Regions from separate parts of the Homo sapiens genome. Here region 2 is linked to region 1. Evidence: read pairs that join two places in POLR2A ChIA-PET (ENCODE). Cell type or tissue: B cell. All regions are shown on one strand. Links, peaks and the distances in the headings refer to the core of each region. The heading gives the core; the rest is flanking DNA.

Region 1 (8,772 bases), core at 560-8,559:
TGTTCTCTGGATTTGCAGTGACTGCTGCTGAATCCTGTTGGTTTTAATGCGCTTCTTGGTTTGTGTATACTACTCAGCAATTGATTTCTAGAAACTTATCCCAAATCATCTAGCCCTTTTCAGAAATTCTCAAGGAAGGCAAACATGTGGTGGCACTTCATAGGCTATCTCTTCCCACAATGGCCTCATAAAATCTGAACTCTAAACTATTACATTTGCACAGGCTTTGGAGCTATCATCCAATCGATCCCACTTTACTTCACAGAACCACACCTAAACCAGTTCAGATGAATGAGTCTACAGTGCTTTTTAAAAAATGAAAACAGAACCTATAGACTTGGAGAAAATATTTTCAAATTACATATCTGATAAAGAACTTCTGTCTAGAATATATTTTTTAAAACTCCCACAACCTACTAATAAGGAAACAAACAACTCAATTAAAAAGCGGACAAATGATTTGAATACATATTCACCAAAAATGATATGTGGATGGCAAATAAGCACATGAAAAGATGCTCAAAATCCTTAATCATTAGGGACACACAAATCAAAACCACAGTGAGTTACCGTTACATTACTATTAAAATATCTGAAATTAAAAAGATTGACGATACCAAATGTTGGTGGAAAATGTAGAGTACTTGGGACAATCTTATATACTGCTGGTGGGAATGTAAAATAGTCCATTTTACAGTTTTTCAGTTTCTTACAAAATTAAACATACATCTACCTAAACATGCACACCTATATCTACATGATCCCATCATTCTACTCCTAGGTATATACTCAAGAGAAATGAAGGCCTATGTCTGCAGGGCACAGTGGCTCATGTCTATAATCCCAGCACTTTGGGAGGCTGAAGCAAGTGGATCACCTGAGGTCAGGAGTTTGAGACCAGCCTGTCCAACAGAGTGAAACCCCATCTTAACTAAAAATACAAAAATTAGCTGGGTGTGGTGGTGGGCACCTGTAAGCCCAGCTACTTAGGCTGAGGCAAAAGAATCACTTGAACCAGAGAGGTGGAGGTTGCAGTGAACCAAGATTGCACCACTGCACTTCAGCCTAGGCAACAGAGTGACAGTCCATCTCAAAAAAGAAAAAAAAAAGCCTATGTCTATGCAAAGACTGGGACATGAATGTTCATAGCAGGTTTATTTGTAATAGCCAAAAACCTAAAAACATCCTAGATGTCCAATGACGAGTGAATGGATAAACACATTGTGTCACATTTACACATAGGAATACTATACAGCAACGAAAAGAAATGAACTATTGATTCATACAACAACATGGATGAATCTCAAAATAATTACACTGCTTGAAAGTCAGACAAAAAAGGGTACATACTATATTATTCCATTTATATAAAATTCTAGAAAATGCAAACCCATCTCTACAGTGGCAGAAAGCAGTTTAATGGTTGCCTGGGGGGCATAGGGCAGGGAGGGGGTGAGAGGGAGGGCTTAAAAAGGGGCACACGGGATGATGTGACCTTGGTTGCAGTGATGGCTTCACGGATGTATACATATGTCAAATCTTGTATATTTTAAATTTGTGCAGTTTGTATATCAATAATAAAGCTGTTTTTTAAAAATATATATATATATAAAAGATAAATAAAACCCTCTTTTAGGAGGCAGTATGATACTGTGGAAAGAAATTAAGTGGTGCAGTGGAGACCAAAATTGAGGTCAGACCTGCCCTCCTACTTATAAACCCTTGAAAGCTTGCTTAAATTACTTAATCAAAAAAATCAGAATACCAGTTTTACCCAGGAGTAGAGAATAAATAATACAACATATATAAAGGTATACTAGGTATTTGATAAATGCTGGTTCTCATACCTTTTCCTTCCAGAAAAAGATATCTGACAACAAAATTTTTTCAGTAACTCATCATGTCAAGAAATTTTTATTTAGCCAGAGTCCCACACACACTGATTAAGACATCATGCTTCTCTAATTCTGCCATGAGCAAATCCTGTATTCTAAGAAGCAGAGTATCACTTACTGATATTTGTCCCCATCCTGAACAGTCCTCCTTGTACTTGATAAGTGCCTGAAATTCCATCCTTCTGGTTTTATGACTTCAGGTAAAGGTTTGAGTCTTTAAGTTAAATTTTAAGTCTTCTTTAAGTTAAATTACGCACCAAGTCAGCAAATACCTCACCACCGGACTCTTAGTCCTTGTACTAGTTTCCTAGGGCTGCCACAGCAAATTACTACAAACTAGGCAGCTTAAAAACAAGAGAAATTTATTTTCTCACATATTGGAAGCCAGAAGTCTGAAATCAAGCTGGTGACAGAGCCACACAGCCTCCAAAGACTCTAGGGAAGACTCCTTCCTTGTCTCTTGCTCGTTTCTGTTGGCTACGGGCGTTTCTTGCATTGTGGCAGCATAATTCCAATCTCTGCCACTCCTTCAAAAGGCCGTCTGCTCTGTCTTCTCTTCTCTTATAAGGACACTTGCCACTGGCTTTAGAGTCCATCCTAATTTAGGGTTATCTCATCTCAAAAGCTTTAACTTAATTACTCCTGCAATGATCCTTTTTCCAAAAAAGATTACATTCCCAGGTTTTGGAAGACATACCATTTTGGAGGGCACCGTTCAACTCACTACAGCCCTATATCCAGCCCCTAGGAAACAGAATTTTACTCTTTCCTGTGGAACTAGAACAGAGCCTTGCAAAACTTCACCCAGTGATCCAAACAGCCACTAGCAGCCAGCCAAAATTAGCAGGGATGTACCCTGCTTGCTGTCCTGGCAGGGAGTCTTAACATTTCAAGTCTCATCTGTAAATCTCATCCTAGGGTGAATTAAGAATCTGAGAAAGGGGTGTAGAAAATGGATGGGGTATCAAATCTTCATTTTTGCCTGAGTTAGGCACTAACTTCAAACACCTTAAATTCAAACCTAGCCACTATGAGTCACTCTCTGGAAGAAAATGGGCGGTTAGAGATTCATCCATCTCACAGCTAGGCAAATTTCCCTAAGTGATTCATGAGTTGACACTGAAATTTAAAACCCCCTGTCAGTGGGGGAGCTTGGTGGGGACTTCTCCCTTACCTATAGTCTCCGTCAGGCCTTCCCAGTCACCTAAACAAATACAGCCTAAGAAGTAAGTGCACAGCCGGGCGCGGTGGCTCACGCCTGTAACCCCAGCCCTTTGGGAGGCCGAGGTAGGCGGATCACAAGGTCAGGAGATCGAGACCATCCTGGCTAACACGGTGAAACCCCGTCTCTACTAAAAATAGAAAAATTAGCCTGGTGTGGTGGTGGGCGCCTGTAATCCCAGCTGCTCAGGAGGCTGAGACAGGTGAATGGCATGAATCGGGAGGCGGAGCTTGCAGTGAGCCGAGATTGGGCCACTGCACTCCAGCCTGGGGGACAGAGCCAGACTCTGTCTTGAAAAAAAAGAAGTAAGTGCGCTTGTAATGCAAACCAACCTCTGCCCGTCCCCCCACCCCCCGTCTCTTCCTTCTTAGCTATTATCATCAGTTTTCTCTTCTTTCCAACTAAAGGAGCAAAGGCATTTTTATCATTCTCTTGTTCCTGATTTGAAGAATGGTTTCTACTTGACTTTATATCTTTCCAAGTCAAAATCCGTTCCTTGCTTTGGCTTTTAGATCTGAACTTTTCAAGACTTCGCAGTTTTGTAGAACTGCTTGGTAAGGCTCGATCAGGCTTCCTGTCACGGTGACACTGTTTCCCTTGACCTTCAGTGAATTTCTTTAACTGTGCTCTCCTTTCCCTTCCTGTGGCGAGCAAGCATCTGTGGTGGGTGTGGTAGGAGACAGGGGCATGAAGTGTAATTTCTCTGTGTTTTCGTTATGTTTCTTTGGGAAATGGCTCCTCCTGTCCATCCTTTCTCCTTTACATTTCTTTTTTGGTGAAAATTTCTCCACCTCAGCTCTTTCACTAAGCCTGTTGGAAGCAGCTTGCTAAAAATCTATTTTCTTCCGTTTACTGACTTCTCTTCTTCCTTAGAGCCTGAACTTTGCCTGTGTGTAGTCATTTTCTCTGAAGTCACTGAAAACTTAGAGCTCAGAAACCTTGTCCTTTTTTGCAAAAGCCCAATCAAGAAAGACACCTCCTCCTGGGCCTCTACCTCCATTTCACTTCCAAGGGACTCCTTGACAGGAAGTGATCAGCTATAGGAAAGTCTGGGCTGAAGGACCCCAATTCCACTACATTCCGTGTCTGGACAGCAGGCAACTAGTTTAAAGCAACGGCTTTCAAACTTTGCTGACTATAATCTGCACTATGACAATGCCATTTGCATCTCAACTCAGAGATATATACACATATACATAAATTTTTAAAAGTTCACAAAACTACACTTATCCTTACAATGGGTGGTGCTATTCCCTTTCTTTCCCCTCCTCCTTCCCTCCCTTTCTTCCTCTTTGCCTTCCTTCCCTCCCTCCCTTCCTTCCTTCTTTCCTTCCTTCCTTCCTTTTTTTCTGTTTCCTTTTTTCCTTTCTGTCCCAGATGCTGAACACAACCCACTGAATTGATTTTATGATACATGGATTGGTCAGTCTGCAATTTTGAAAAACGCAGGTCTAAAGCAAGCTGCACCACTCTCCGGCTTTTGGTTAGGAAGTCCATCAAACTCCCCTTTATTGTTCCTCTTTCAATTCAGCCTCAAGGCTTTTTAGCAGCTGCTTCCTGATCCTATGATGAGGTATGTATCGATCCTAGGTCCTTTTTTTCCCTGCCTGTCTTTCTTGAACAGCCAGCCCTCACTGCTTTCTAATCAGGGTGTGAGTGTCATCTCACTCCATCTCAGGTATGCCAGTTGGGACACAGACATAGTCATAAATCAAAACCTCTAGGGCTGCCATCTCACTGACCTTGCAAATATAAACAGGGCCAGTTGTTCAGGTCTCTCCCTCCTTCCTCTTTTCTATTTCTGCAGTCCTCCTTCTCTGTGGAAAACAAGCGTCCGTTTTAGGTCTTGCCCCCACACCTTTCTTTATTAGACTTAATAAACCGTGTCTGTGGCAAACAGTTTTATGACTATTAGGTTTACATCTCCCCCTCATGGCGGCTGACTCGTAAAAGCATTTGTAATCTACATTGTACATTCCACACTGGGTAATACGGAGCAGAGTTTAATGTTGCTCACATTTTAGCATCAGCAGCCAAAGACAGAAACATCGTGGGGCTGAGGAGGAAATCTGTTCTTCATCCCCCCTCTTTTCTCATTTACAAAGCTGCCAGCTTCTCAAGAGTATACCGGGTAGGCTCTTCACGTATGATTTCTCAGGTTTGCTGACTCATTAGCCGAACTTCAATCTTTACCACCCATTAGAAGGAAAGATGTTTCACAGAGATTTCTCTTTTCAAATTCTCCCCTATCAAACCCACAGCCTCAGAGTGTAGGTATATTTAGGACAGATTCTTGATTCTCAGTATTTGTTATTTAAAACCAAATCCTCACAATTTAAAGTCAACGTTATTTAGGGAAAGTGGCAGGATGGAGTGCTCCCGGATGGATAATCCCAGGCCAGGATCCTGGCAGTCCCACCTGCTGAGTTCCTTGCAAGGCCTTTCTGCACACCTGACAGGTAAGGGCGCCTCCTGTGTCTATTTTCAGTCTGTATCAGTTGCTTGGAATACTGATTAGAGATGTGAGAAAGCCTCTTTGGGACACAAAGGAACAAAGAAAACGGACCAAGTAGGAGAAATGTGGTGCTGTGCAAGGAAGAAGGCCTTGTAATCCCTACAGTAATACAATAATTCTCAACATGGATCTGTTTGGTTTGGTTTTGCCCCAAACCTCATTTTACATAATACTGACCCTTAATAAATAAAATGATTAATGTTTTGTTAATAGGAGTATAAATAGTATTAATTACTGAAAAATAAAATAATAAAACTCCCTTAATAAATATTGTTGAAATGGAAAATATGACTGCTCACATTTATATAAAATCTGGGGCTTTGATTCTAGTTTTATGAAATATTGTCATATGAAAACTAGCTGTCCTGAACCCTTGGAGCTCAGAATGTCCACCAGGTCTGTTATAGAGGCAAGGTTTGCTCTACCATATTGGCATTATTTTGTTGTTGCTTCCCATCTGTAACATATTTGCCTCAGTCACTGATATTTATAGGTTGTGTATCACTACTGAGGAGAAGAGTGCCTAAGCATTTGCTTAAAACTTGCTTCCTAGCCCTTGGAATAGCACTATTCCTGTTATCTATTGGTGCTTAACAAATTACCCCAAAACTTAATGACTAAGGACAATAATTTCATTTTGCTCCCCTTTTTGTGGGTCAGGAATTTGGACAGGACTTGACCGGGCAGTTTTTCTGTTTCATATGGCATCAGCTGGAGTGGCCTGATGGGCTGCAAGGTCCATTTCTAAGAGGATCATTCACATGGTTGGCTGTTGGCTGGGAGCTCAGCAGGGACTGTTGACCAGTGGCCTTTCTAGCTTGGTGTTCTGGGGGTAGTCGGACTTCTTATATGGCAGCTCAGGAGTTCCCAGAAAAAGAGTGTCAAGACCCAAAGAAGGAAAGCTTCCCTCAAGACGTGGGTTCAAAAACTGATCAATTATCACTTCCACCATGTTGTATTCTATTGGTCAGAGTAGTCACAGAGACTACCCAGATTCTAGGGCAGTAGACATAGACCCCACCTCTCTAGGCAAAGAGTATCACAGATCTGGGGTGACCATTACTCTACCATAAGAAAAAATTACTAATTGCTAACATAGGCCTCAGATATTGTATACCTCTTGGCCTCTGAAGGGCAGAGAGTAGGCATGGAGAGGACACAGCCAAGATCCTGCTTTTGCTTTGAGACTTACTACTGGTGTCCCAGTAAAATGATGAGCATGCAGCAAACACTTGATAGATCTTATTGCTGATTGTTGTAACTGCCACATTCCCTTAAGTATAGTTCTATTGAAGACATATTCAGTCAGTGAGTCAGAAATTATCTATGAAACATTTACTGTGTGCCAGACATTCTCCTAGGTGCTAGGAACACAATGGTCAACAAAATACCCAGTCATGGTCCTTGCCTTCATAGAGGGTATGATCTAGTGTAGGAGACCAATATTTATCAAATGATTTCATAAATAAGTGTAAAATCACATCTGATAGAAGTGCCATAAAAACAGGTGTATGGTGCAAGATCAAGGAAGACTTCCCTAAAGAAGGGACGATTGAACTAAAATCTGAAAAATGAGGGAAGCAGGAGAGGACTAACCATCAGGCTGCAGAAATGGACTTCTACAAAGTCCCTAGGCAGAGAGGAACTTGGTGAGAATGACAGCCAAAAGAAGACCAGTGTACTGGAAAGGAGTGAGCCAAAGAGAACCCAGTGCAAGTTGAGGCTGGGGAGGAGGAAGGGCCAGAGACTACAGGCCCTTGGAAATCATCAGGTTTGATCCCCTAGGTTGTATGTGGACACCTGGCCCAGCCTTACCATGGTCCATCCATTCATCCAGACATCCAGCTCTTCATCCATCTACCCATCTGTCTGTACATCCACTCACTCAGTCATCAAACCCTGACTGATCACCCTCCATCTGCTAGAGACACAGGTAAATAAGACCACCTAATCCACCTAATCTGTACCTTTATAGAGCTCACTGCCACCCCCACTAGGTGTTTAAGTCTTTACTGTCTTCACCAAGTAATGAGATTCCAAAGATCTCTCTAGTTTTAACACCAAAAGATAATATCCCATGAACTTTACCCTTAATCCACCCCCACTCCCCAATAACGTTTGTTTGAAAATGCATCTTTTCGTCACAGAAAATGCTTGGTGCTAGAATGGAAATGAGCCAACACAACCGCTATCGTAAAACTCTATTATCTTCACCAAACAATGAGATCTCTAAAGGCCTCTCTAGTTTTAACATCCAAAATAATTTGGAAATGAATTAAATTGAGTTGATTAGAGTTATGGGGGGGAAAAATGGCAGATAGGAGGGAGGACTAACTTGCAGCTCCCACTTGGATGAACAGAACAGCATATAGAGACTCACATCATGAACCTTTGCTCCAAGAACTACCACAGGAACATACCAGGAAAACTGAAACAATTCACAGACCCTTTCAAAGAAGCAGCTTGCTTCTGCAAACATCATGAGATAGCCAAAAAACTGTGAATGCCCAAAGTGTGAGAGGGGGAAAGTCTGCCTCCAAACACACATCCTCACTGGGGAACCTGAAAATCCAGATCACAGGAGAAGGATTTAACCTTTCCTAGAGGTAAAATGAATTTAGAGAGCTGAGAAACATATAAAAGTAGAAGAAGCAGCAGGAAGAGCCCTGTAAGCACTCTCAGTCCCCAGGGAAGCCATTTCTGACTTTATCTCACAGGGGTCCTTGGGGAGGGCAGCCAGGGGTATTGGGGAAGGACCACAGGGAGAAGGAAACTTCCAGCTGAACTTTGTAATAATTTCAACCAAGTGTAAATTGTCCAGGGCAGAATGGGGATGGGGGAATGGCAAACAGGAAGTGCAAACAAGAGCACAGAAGCCACCACAGTGGGGTAGTGGCAGGGCCTGAAAGCTCTGCTTGCTTTCTCCTCAGGGAGGCTTATAGCCTGGGGCAAGATCTCATCCCTGCTTACCGGCTGCCTAAATATAAACTCAGTGCTGTTGGTGGGGCACAGTGAAAGTGAGACTGGCCTTGCTGGCTGTGTGGGAGCTGGGTGAGGCACCCACTGCCAGCTTTACCCCCACTTCCCTGGCAACCTGTATGATGCAGCAGAGGCAACCACAATCCCTCTGGGAACATAAC
Region 2 (8,772 bases), core at 175-8,174, 160 kb before region 1:
GTGAACTCTGCACCTAAACTAAGCGGAAGCAGAAACAGAACTTTCTCTCCAACTATTTATAGGAGGAGGAAATCTCTGCTTGAGCAGACTGACATACACTATCTCCATTCATTTATACATCCGTCTCCATACACTTCATTGGAAAGTCAAGCCCGTCTGTATCCAAATGTTCAATCTACATTTTCATACATCCATACACAGTCCTATGTCCATATAAAAACAAAAGTACATATTTGGTTTTAACTCAGAATTATCTCACTACATGATTCTATTTGTGGCCTAAAGATATTTCAATGATTAAAATTTTCAAAGGCAAGGGAAAGATAAAACTAGATCAGTTACACATTCCTCTACACTCCTTCTGGCTTCTGAAATACACTGTACATATGTAGATGGTATGGCTTTTCCATATGGCACCCACAGCTGGCATTATATGGACCCAAGTGCCTTCTGCGTAATATGGCAAAGAAACTTAAAAGCTGGATTCAGAACAGGTGCCCCTCAAGGACTCTGGGAAGCAAAGAGCTGTGCAGGAAACAAGAGGCTGGAAGACATAAGGGAGCAGATTAGTCCGTTTTAAAACTAGCCTGATTTACAGAAAGACATGATGAATGCTTTCATCATGTTCTCATATCAAGGTGAAGTCCTGTTATGAACTTCTGCCCCTGACATTATATCTCTAAACTAGTAGTACCATAAACAACTAGCAAATTTCCCTCCTTTCAGACTTGTGATGGTGGTAAAAAGTCACTGTAGCACCTAAACACGCAACTAAATTCTACTTCATTTAGGTACCTGACATATACCTCTAGAACAGCACCAGCCAACAGAAATATAATGCAAGCAATGTGGATAATTTTAGCTTTTCCAGGAAGTACAATAAAAAGTAAAAAGAAACAAAGGAAATTAATGTGATACTATTTTTAGCTTATGTGACTATCACTAAAATATTGTCATTTCAAGGACTTAGTAGACACATGTTGCTATTGGACAGCACAGCTCTGGTGATCTGTTTCATCCATATAGATATGGCTCATTTAGAAAACAATTCCTTCATGTTAAAGTTTGTTGAGGTGCATTAGAGAAAAGTTTACTCATGTGTGTGGTTCATATTTTAAATCTAAGGTCATGGTTGGTCACTTGTCCCTTCCTCTATCAAGTCACCCACAGAAAAGAAGCTCTGACAAAGGTCAAAGAAAAAGGGGCTCCTCCAGGACACTAGGGGAGTATGCTGGAGCTGGGGTAAGATTTAGTGAGCAGGGTAGAGGGGTCTTTGCTCACTTTTTCTTGGCTCTCCTCAACTCTACAAGGCCAGTGTGGTAGCATGTGTCCTAGTCTATGTGGGTGATGGTCCCATATTTAAAAAGCTAATGGGGACCAGAGTATATTCCAAGGTAAGGAAGTATGGGATGGGTGACTTAGGCCAACTCTGCTTTTGGCCTTGGCAAATACAGCTTCCTTCTTTCTGTCCCCCATCTCATGCAGCTGACATGGTAAGATTGCTCTGCTGCTTGCAAGGTCTCTTGGAAGGACAAGTAGGAGTCAAGTGGGACATTGGAAAAAGGTGTCTTCTCAGGCTAGTCTTTGACCTAAGCCTTCATAAAAGACTAAGAGATGCCCCTAAGGCTTACGCAGTTCCCTAGGGTAGGAAACTAGTAAATATTTGGGGCCAAAGCTTGAGAAAGTGATTAAGAGACAGCATGCATTGGTCTCCTCTGAGTGTTCTCTATAAAAATATCTCTCGGAAACTCAACGAGGTAATAATCACCTAGTCAAAGATTTGGGAATTTGGGCTCCTGGAGATTTCTTGAAGACCAGGCAATAATCAATGATCAAGAAGTCAATACATACTGTTTTTTTAGCAATCCAGTTATCAGATATGTACTTGATGGTGGATTTTTATTGTTTTTTTCAATCTGCATAATTAGCACTTGTAAATATATATCTTGGTGTATCTTGTAAAATCAGAAACTTTGCTAGTGTTTACTCTCCACTTCTCAAGATTACCAATGTTTTAAACATCTCTGGATATGCTATGATCCAAATCATTACTTAAATTCATGATAGAAATGTCACTGATGATATAAGCTACCAATTCGTGGGCTCCTATAGCAAACCGTGATAATTAATTAACTATAAAAATCCATACATTCAAGGAGGATGTGGTGCTTATACATATTATATAGAGCATGTTATATCGGAAAAAGCAGTGAACTGGGAGTCAGAATACTCAGGGCAACTTTATCATTACTTCACTTGGTGATTACTACAGGCAAATTACTTTCCCTTTCAGGGTCTCAGTTTTTTCATTAGTAAAATGAAGGGGTTGAATGGAGTAGTCTACAAACAGAAAGACCATCTATCTTGGTTTGTCTAGGACAGTTGTGGATTATGCCTATGGTCCAGGTGTAATTTTTAATAGCACCCCTTTTTACTCTCAAAGTATTCTAGTTTGGACAATTAATTATGTGGTCACTCTATATCACTTTTAGTTCCCAAATCTGATACTCAGTGATTGGAGTTAAAAACTCAAATGTCTATGGGCACCAGCAGGTAATGCAAATGAGTGCAGCTGGCCAGATATAATATAACAGGGAGTAGCTAGAGATGTCATCAGGAGGCTGCTACTAGTCACCTCTAGCCACTTGTGGCCCCATAGAAATGTGTCTTCAGGGTTTCAGATCATCCTATTTTTCAATATTTTCCAGGCCCCAGATTTTATGTGAAATAACTTGATTTTCAAATGTTGGCAACCAGTTCATTATTTTTAAAACACTGGGTGAGCCATACACAGTATGTCTGCAGGCTGCATAGAGCCCAGAAATCATGAGTTTGCAACCTCTGAAGGGTATACACACACAGATAAATTTATGGGATGGTAAAACACAAAGCTGCATTTCCCCACAGGCTGTTTAGGTTACCTTGATGGTGTTCTAACATTACTTCCACACACAGAATAACAGTAAATACAAGATCTAGTCACCTATGTTCAAATTAAAATTGGAAACAATAGTATTATGCACGAAATTGCTAGCCCTTCTTATTTCTAGGGAGCTAGAATGAGCAGCATGGAAGAACAATGAAGGAACTTGCATTTTTTTACTTTAGACTTTTTTACTTTTGTAATGGAAAAAATTAAAATAAGGAAAGGGTGTATCAGACATATGGACAGGTGATTCACAAAGCTTTTCACTCCAACAGGAAGACATACATCAAGCTTCTCATTCTCCCTGAAGCAACAGTCAATATCTGATGCTTCAGAAGGTGAAGCCTTCCCATAATGCACCTGTGTAGTGTTAGCCACAGGGTAGTGTAGGTGATATGTGCAGTAAAGTGGGTGAAATTAAATATCTTCAGAATTCAAAACATAGTAGGAGTTTTGGGAGAGCAGACAATACCAATATATCATGTCAACAGCAGAGACGGTGCAAAGCTCTATAGCTTTGGCCGGGCACGGTGGCTCACGCCTGTAATCCCAGCACTTTGGGAGGCAGAGGCGGGCGGATCATGAGTTCAGGAGATCGATACCATCCTGGCTAACACAGTGAAACCCCGTCTCTACTAAAAATACAAAAAATTAGCTGGGCGTGGTGGCGGGCGCCTGTAGTCCCAGCTACTCGGGAGGCTGAGGCAGGAGAATGGCGTAAACCCGGGAGGCGGAGCTTGCAGTGAGCCGAGATTGCACCACTGCACTCCAGCCTGGGCGACAGAGCGAGACTCCGTCTCAAAAAAAAAAAAAAAAAAAAAAAAAGGCTCTATAGCTTTTACACCATTACTTATATTTTATTGGAGCTAAAGGCATTTTAAAAAGTGGATTTATGCTGAATATTTATGCTGAATATTTCTGAAAATATTCCACTTCCAGCTTCTTCCCTAACAATTCCTAAGAAATGTTATTGCTAGTTAGAAATGCTTTATCTTTTCTTCTATCATATCCAATGAAGGCCTGATCTTACAGAGTCTAAACAATTGCAGTAAATACATTCCAGATTTCAGCAGCACTTTACCAACACTTGTGAATCGCTGTCATTCTTCCAGGATTCAGTTTAAGAGTGGCAATTACAAGTCACTTTAATGTCTGAGGAAAGGATGGAAAGCAAGCCCTGCAAATAGAAGGCCACATTTACTCTTTTCAAACCACAGCTCAAACTATCAGAGGAAAATACAGTTTTTATGTAAGCGCTCAAACAGTTTTCCCCAAATCTTGCAGAATCCATTACTTTTAAGAAATTTCCACATGAATAGACCAAACGAATCAGGCATACTAATACTTTGTACATGCACACACACAAGTGCCAGTTCCATATCATACTGTCACAAACTCTAGAGCTAAACACATTCACACGCTTCGGATTAAATGATCAGGGTAGAAATATGCATTGTGAATAAAATAACTTACCTATCTTACCTATAAAATTCCCCATTTCAGTTGTTTTCTGCCACTGCCACTTTTGAAGTTATCCTCAACTGAACTCTTTGTACACATTCCTGCAAACCAGCTCACTGTTGGAATGTCTCTCATTTATTCATTCATCATTCATTCATTCAACAAAGAAATTTATATTTAGCTAGGTGGAGACACAGGGGACAAGATGTGTTCCCTTGAGACACTTGAGAGGCTCACAGTCTAGCCCACACAGAACTCAGCTTTAGTTATGTGCTTCTGTGCCACAAGAACTATTAAATCTTCCCGCCAAATTAGTTTTCATCAGCCCTCTTTGCATTTTTGACATCAGGTTCTGCCTGGTCATGGGGCCTTTCCCTGGAGACCTAGTCCTTGCCTGGTTTCCCACTTCTACTCAGAACATTGTCTTTGCACATTTCACAACAAATTATGTCCTAGTGGCATTTCCCCAAGTTTTTTTACACCTTTTTCTTGGTAGGTTAGCCCCCTCAAAGCAAACTTGATTTACTTTCTTTGCTCAGATAAGCATTTCAGTTGCTTTGTTCAATTCCTTACCACAAAGACCACAAGACTGAGATATGTTCTGACACAGCCCTGTAAGAATGCTGCACTAAGAAGGTGCTTCCTCCTCCATGCTCCCTAGGACCACTGCACATGCCTTCACTAAAGCAGTTATCTCGTGGCTGCAATGTGCCTTTACTTTTACGAGTGCCTCCACTACCAAGATGGAAACCCCTCCAGAGCAGGGACTATGCTCTACGCTTGGCATCTCCAGAAGCCCAGCGTGAGGAGGCACCTCACCCACCCATCAGGAACTTGAAGTGTTTCCAATAGCAAATCCCCTTGTTCAATATGCAGGGTTTCTAGCTGGACTTATGATTTGCTGCGCATTATAGTGACTTTATCAACCTCAGGTGGAAGTAGGCTTTTAATGAAAATATGAAAGAACTATTCATTTATTCATGCAGCATTATTCTATATACTGCACAATGTTTAACACTTCTGAACTCAGGGAAGAATGCCAGGAGCATTCTCCAGTCATTGGAATATCCCCAAATGCCATCTTGCTATCTAAGGAGACAAAAGCACCACCCTATCCCACACCAAAAAGTTGAATAGACCAAACGAATCAGGCATACTAATACTTTGTACATGCACACACACAAGTGCCAGTTTCATATCATACTGTCACAAACTCTAGAGCTAAACACATTCACACGCTTTGGATTAAATGATCAGGGTAGAAATATGCATTGTGAATAAAATAACTTACCTATCTTACCTATAAAATTCCCCATTTCAGTTGTTTTCTGCCACTGCCACTTTTGAAGTTATCCTAGGGTATTTTTGAGGAAGTCATTACAGAGATAAAATAACACATAAAACTTTCAGCCAAAAAGACTGTTTTGGTCTCTACTCTTAAAACTTAAATCCAAGCTCTAATCATTTCCAAGCCTTCAAAGTTACAATGGAAGGTAAAGAAGTTCAGGATTTAGGACAAACCTGTTTTCAGAACCTGCTTACTCAATCACTTGATAACACATTGTTTAATGCATTGGAACTTAGGAAAAGGAAGTATAACATTTCCTTTATCTTTATGACACCACTGCTGACAGCAGAGTTACCTCCATTTCTTTAAACTTATTAAGTTGGAGTCCTTCTAGGGTTTGCCAACACACTATACAGATGAACTTTCTGTTTAGGACAGTGAGGAATGCCTTTCTTCCCCAGCTCCGTGTGGTTCCCCTCTTCTCCCTTATGTTTAATGCACATCTCAGCTTCATCCCACTTTCAAGCTTTCCTCAGATGCCCTAGATCCATTTTCAGGGATGTACTGTATCCACCCCCTGTTCTGTCATCTCCTAACCCTCCAAAATGTTTCACTCCTATGTCTTTGAGGAGAACAGATGCCTTTCTCTGGCCCTTTTAAATGTAAAGATGTTTCTATGGCTATGCTTTTAAGTGTTAAGTTGTTTCTATGGCTATTTGGAATCCCAAATAGATTGGAAATTTCCCAAGGGCACACACATCCCAGTTTTTATTCTATATTCCCATGGTAACCATGCATTTAATAAATATAGTTTATGACTATCACAAATGTGGATATAGCCCCCTTTTCTTTTATATATATTTATAAACTATGTTCTTAAGCATTTCATATGTTTACTTTTTCTTTCTGTGTCCTTTACATTTTAGTTCACTTTAAATTATAGTCTTAAAGGAGAATAATTCTGAAACCGAATTCTATCCATAAAATAACTAGTATTGGACCATCTACAATTAACTGTTAATAAATGCTTTGAGGTTGGTTTTTTGTTTTTTGTTTTTGTTTTTGGCAGTAGTTATAAGCTTGGCCTAAGGAGCTGACTTCTATTCCCACAGAATCCTAGAATCAGATTTTATAACTAGAAAGGATCTTAGAGGTCATCTAGTCCATATTCTACCCTATGTTTCAGGGATCTGAGGCTCTGAGAGGTTAAGAATCTTACCCCAAGTCACACAATTCACTAATGATCAAGCCAAGAATACAACCAGGTGTACTCACCCCAATTCCAGTTTTTTTCCCAATATCTCACCACCCCAAAACTTTGCTTATCTTTCATCTAGAAATGTGCACCAACTGCCTTCTAGTCTCCTAATATTTGTAGTGAATGACCCTGAAATGTGTTCATGTTTTTGGCACTACTGCTCTACTTATGTAATTAAAATACAATTTTTGGATGTAGGAAATGTTGGAGATAACTGAAATTTTCAGCACCTTTTAAAGTTGCAACCGGAAAAAATGATCACTGAATACATCATAACACAGTATGGGCTAATTGAAAGGCATTCACCATGCTGCTACAAACTAATAAACAACAAAAATGATTGCAAAGTAATCTGACTTCACAAAGTGCTATAGTGATTCAACCTCCACCCCCAGAGAGCGAATAAATACAAAATATTATTAGAAATATAACATGGTCGACTTGGCCTGAGGTGAAATGCAGAAGACTGCTAGATTGACTTTAAAATGCCGTGGAGGAGCGTGGGATGTCATGGAACGGGGAAAGTGAGTTTCTTGGAGCCCAGTGTGGTGTCTTGAAGTCACTGTGCTCCATCCATCAGACTGCCACAGATACAAAGATAGCAAGAATGGCCACTTTCTTTAACCAAAAAAGGCCCTGGCGGTCTCAGGCAGACACAGAGGGGCACACACTTGGTAGGTCTCAAACTGTCAGAGTTCCTGCCCTTTCCTCCGTGGCCAGCCCCCTTAGTGTGAAGGGGTTGGCATGGGGCCTTTCCCAGACCCTCTCATGGGAAGCCAATTCAGCAAAGTCGGAGGCACAGCCCCCGTGTGAACGCAAGCCTGCACGCCTGAATAGCGGCAGCTGGCTTTGGAGAAAAATGGGACAACTGTCTCCTGCCCGGCTTTCAAGAGCTGCCATTCTTTCTTTCCAGGGGCTGAGCCAATTTCTCGGTGCCACCCACTCTCGCGCCTGCCCCCAGCCCCCGTTTCCTCCCCCGCTCGGGCCGGCGCGGGTCCACCCGACTACAATGCAGCGCGCGGCTGACCCAGCTGCTCCGGCTCCTGCCCGGGGTAACCACGGTAACCGCGGGCCGCCAGGAATGCGCGCTAATTGAAGGCCGAGTTTCCTCCCACAGTGATGAGCAACAAGTGAAGCAAAAATAGTGAGGCGGAATAAAGGCTGCGAGGAGGGGGCGGCGGGCGCGACCGGGGTGGCTGGGGGCTTAGGGAAGGGGAAATAGCGCCTGCAAGACCGCATTTGTTCTCTTAACACAGGGCAGTGAACGGCCGCGAACGACGTCATTTATGGTTCAAAAATCTTAGGGCAATTTTTTCAGAAAACAACTATTACGTCAAACCCCCACCTCTTTGCTGGGCCCCTCTGCTCGATTCAGGTACCTAGATGAATGGAGATGTACGTGCACATACATAGGTCCCCAGGAACGAAATGCCAGATAGCAGCAGGGTTCAGCAGGTGGAGGTGAGCCGACACTAATTTCCCCCCCAACCCTCTGGATCTTCTGTTCTCTTCAATCTATGGGAGACCCTTCAAGGTGGTCAGCAGCTAAAGATGGGTGACCATCATACCAGTTGGCCTAGACAGTTCCGGTTTATGCCTGTTGTCTTGCCAGAAATTATTAAAAGTCCCCCCTTTTCACTCTCAAGAGTATCCTAGTTTGGATGATAAGTTGTAAAGTCACCCTATCTAAAGTCTTCCCAAGCTCACCCAGATCCTAATCCAAGTCCAGTGTTCTTCAGATCCCTCCAGACTTCATCAAATGGCCTGGCCTGTGTGACCTAATCCTTGTATTTAGGTTAGGCAGTAAACACCCTGCAATTAACTAAGGGTCATCCACTG

The links. Peaks named below come from ENCODE experiments on the same cell type or tissue, not always from the same donor. Only the 100,000 strongest peaks of a DNase experiment are listed, where the experiment ranks them.
Region 2: POLR2A ChIA-PET joins it to region 1 with 10 read pairs; 2 of 35 experiments call an interaction of 5 or more read pairs at or near these places.

What each region holds. Positions count from the first base shown.
Region 1 is chr1:167,100,709-167,109,480 of GRCh38, forward strand. The region is part of intron 2 of STYXL2 (serine/threonine/tyrosine interacting like 2); the gene reads left to right. Among named protein-coding and RNA genes, the nearest start is that of STYXL2, 11 kb to the left of the region's middle. RefSeq lists a silencer at 2,904-3,198. In B cell, for the core only: no CTCF peak of the experiment used is centred there; DNase peaks (open chromatin) are centred at 3,593 and 4,743; H3K4me3 peaks cover 1,515 bases.
Region 2 is chr1:166,939,766-166,948,537 of GRCh38, forward strand. The region is part of intron 3 of ILDR2 (immunoglobulin like domain containing receptor 2); the gene reads right to left. The region is part of intron 1 of LOC124904449 (a long non-coding RNA gene); the gene reads left to right. Among named protein-coding and RNA genes, the nearest start is that of ILDR2, 31 kb to the right of the region's middle. RefSeq lists a silencer at 7,880-7,929. In B cell, for the core only: no CTCF peak of the experiment used is centred there; a DNase peak (open chromatin) is centred at 8,084; H3K4me3 peaks cover 629 bases; H3K27me3 peaks cover 1,294 bases.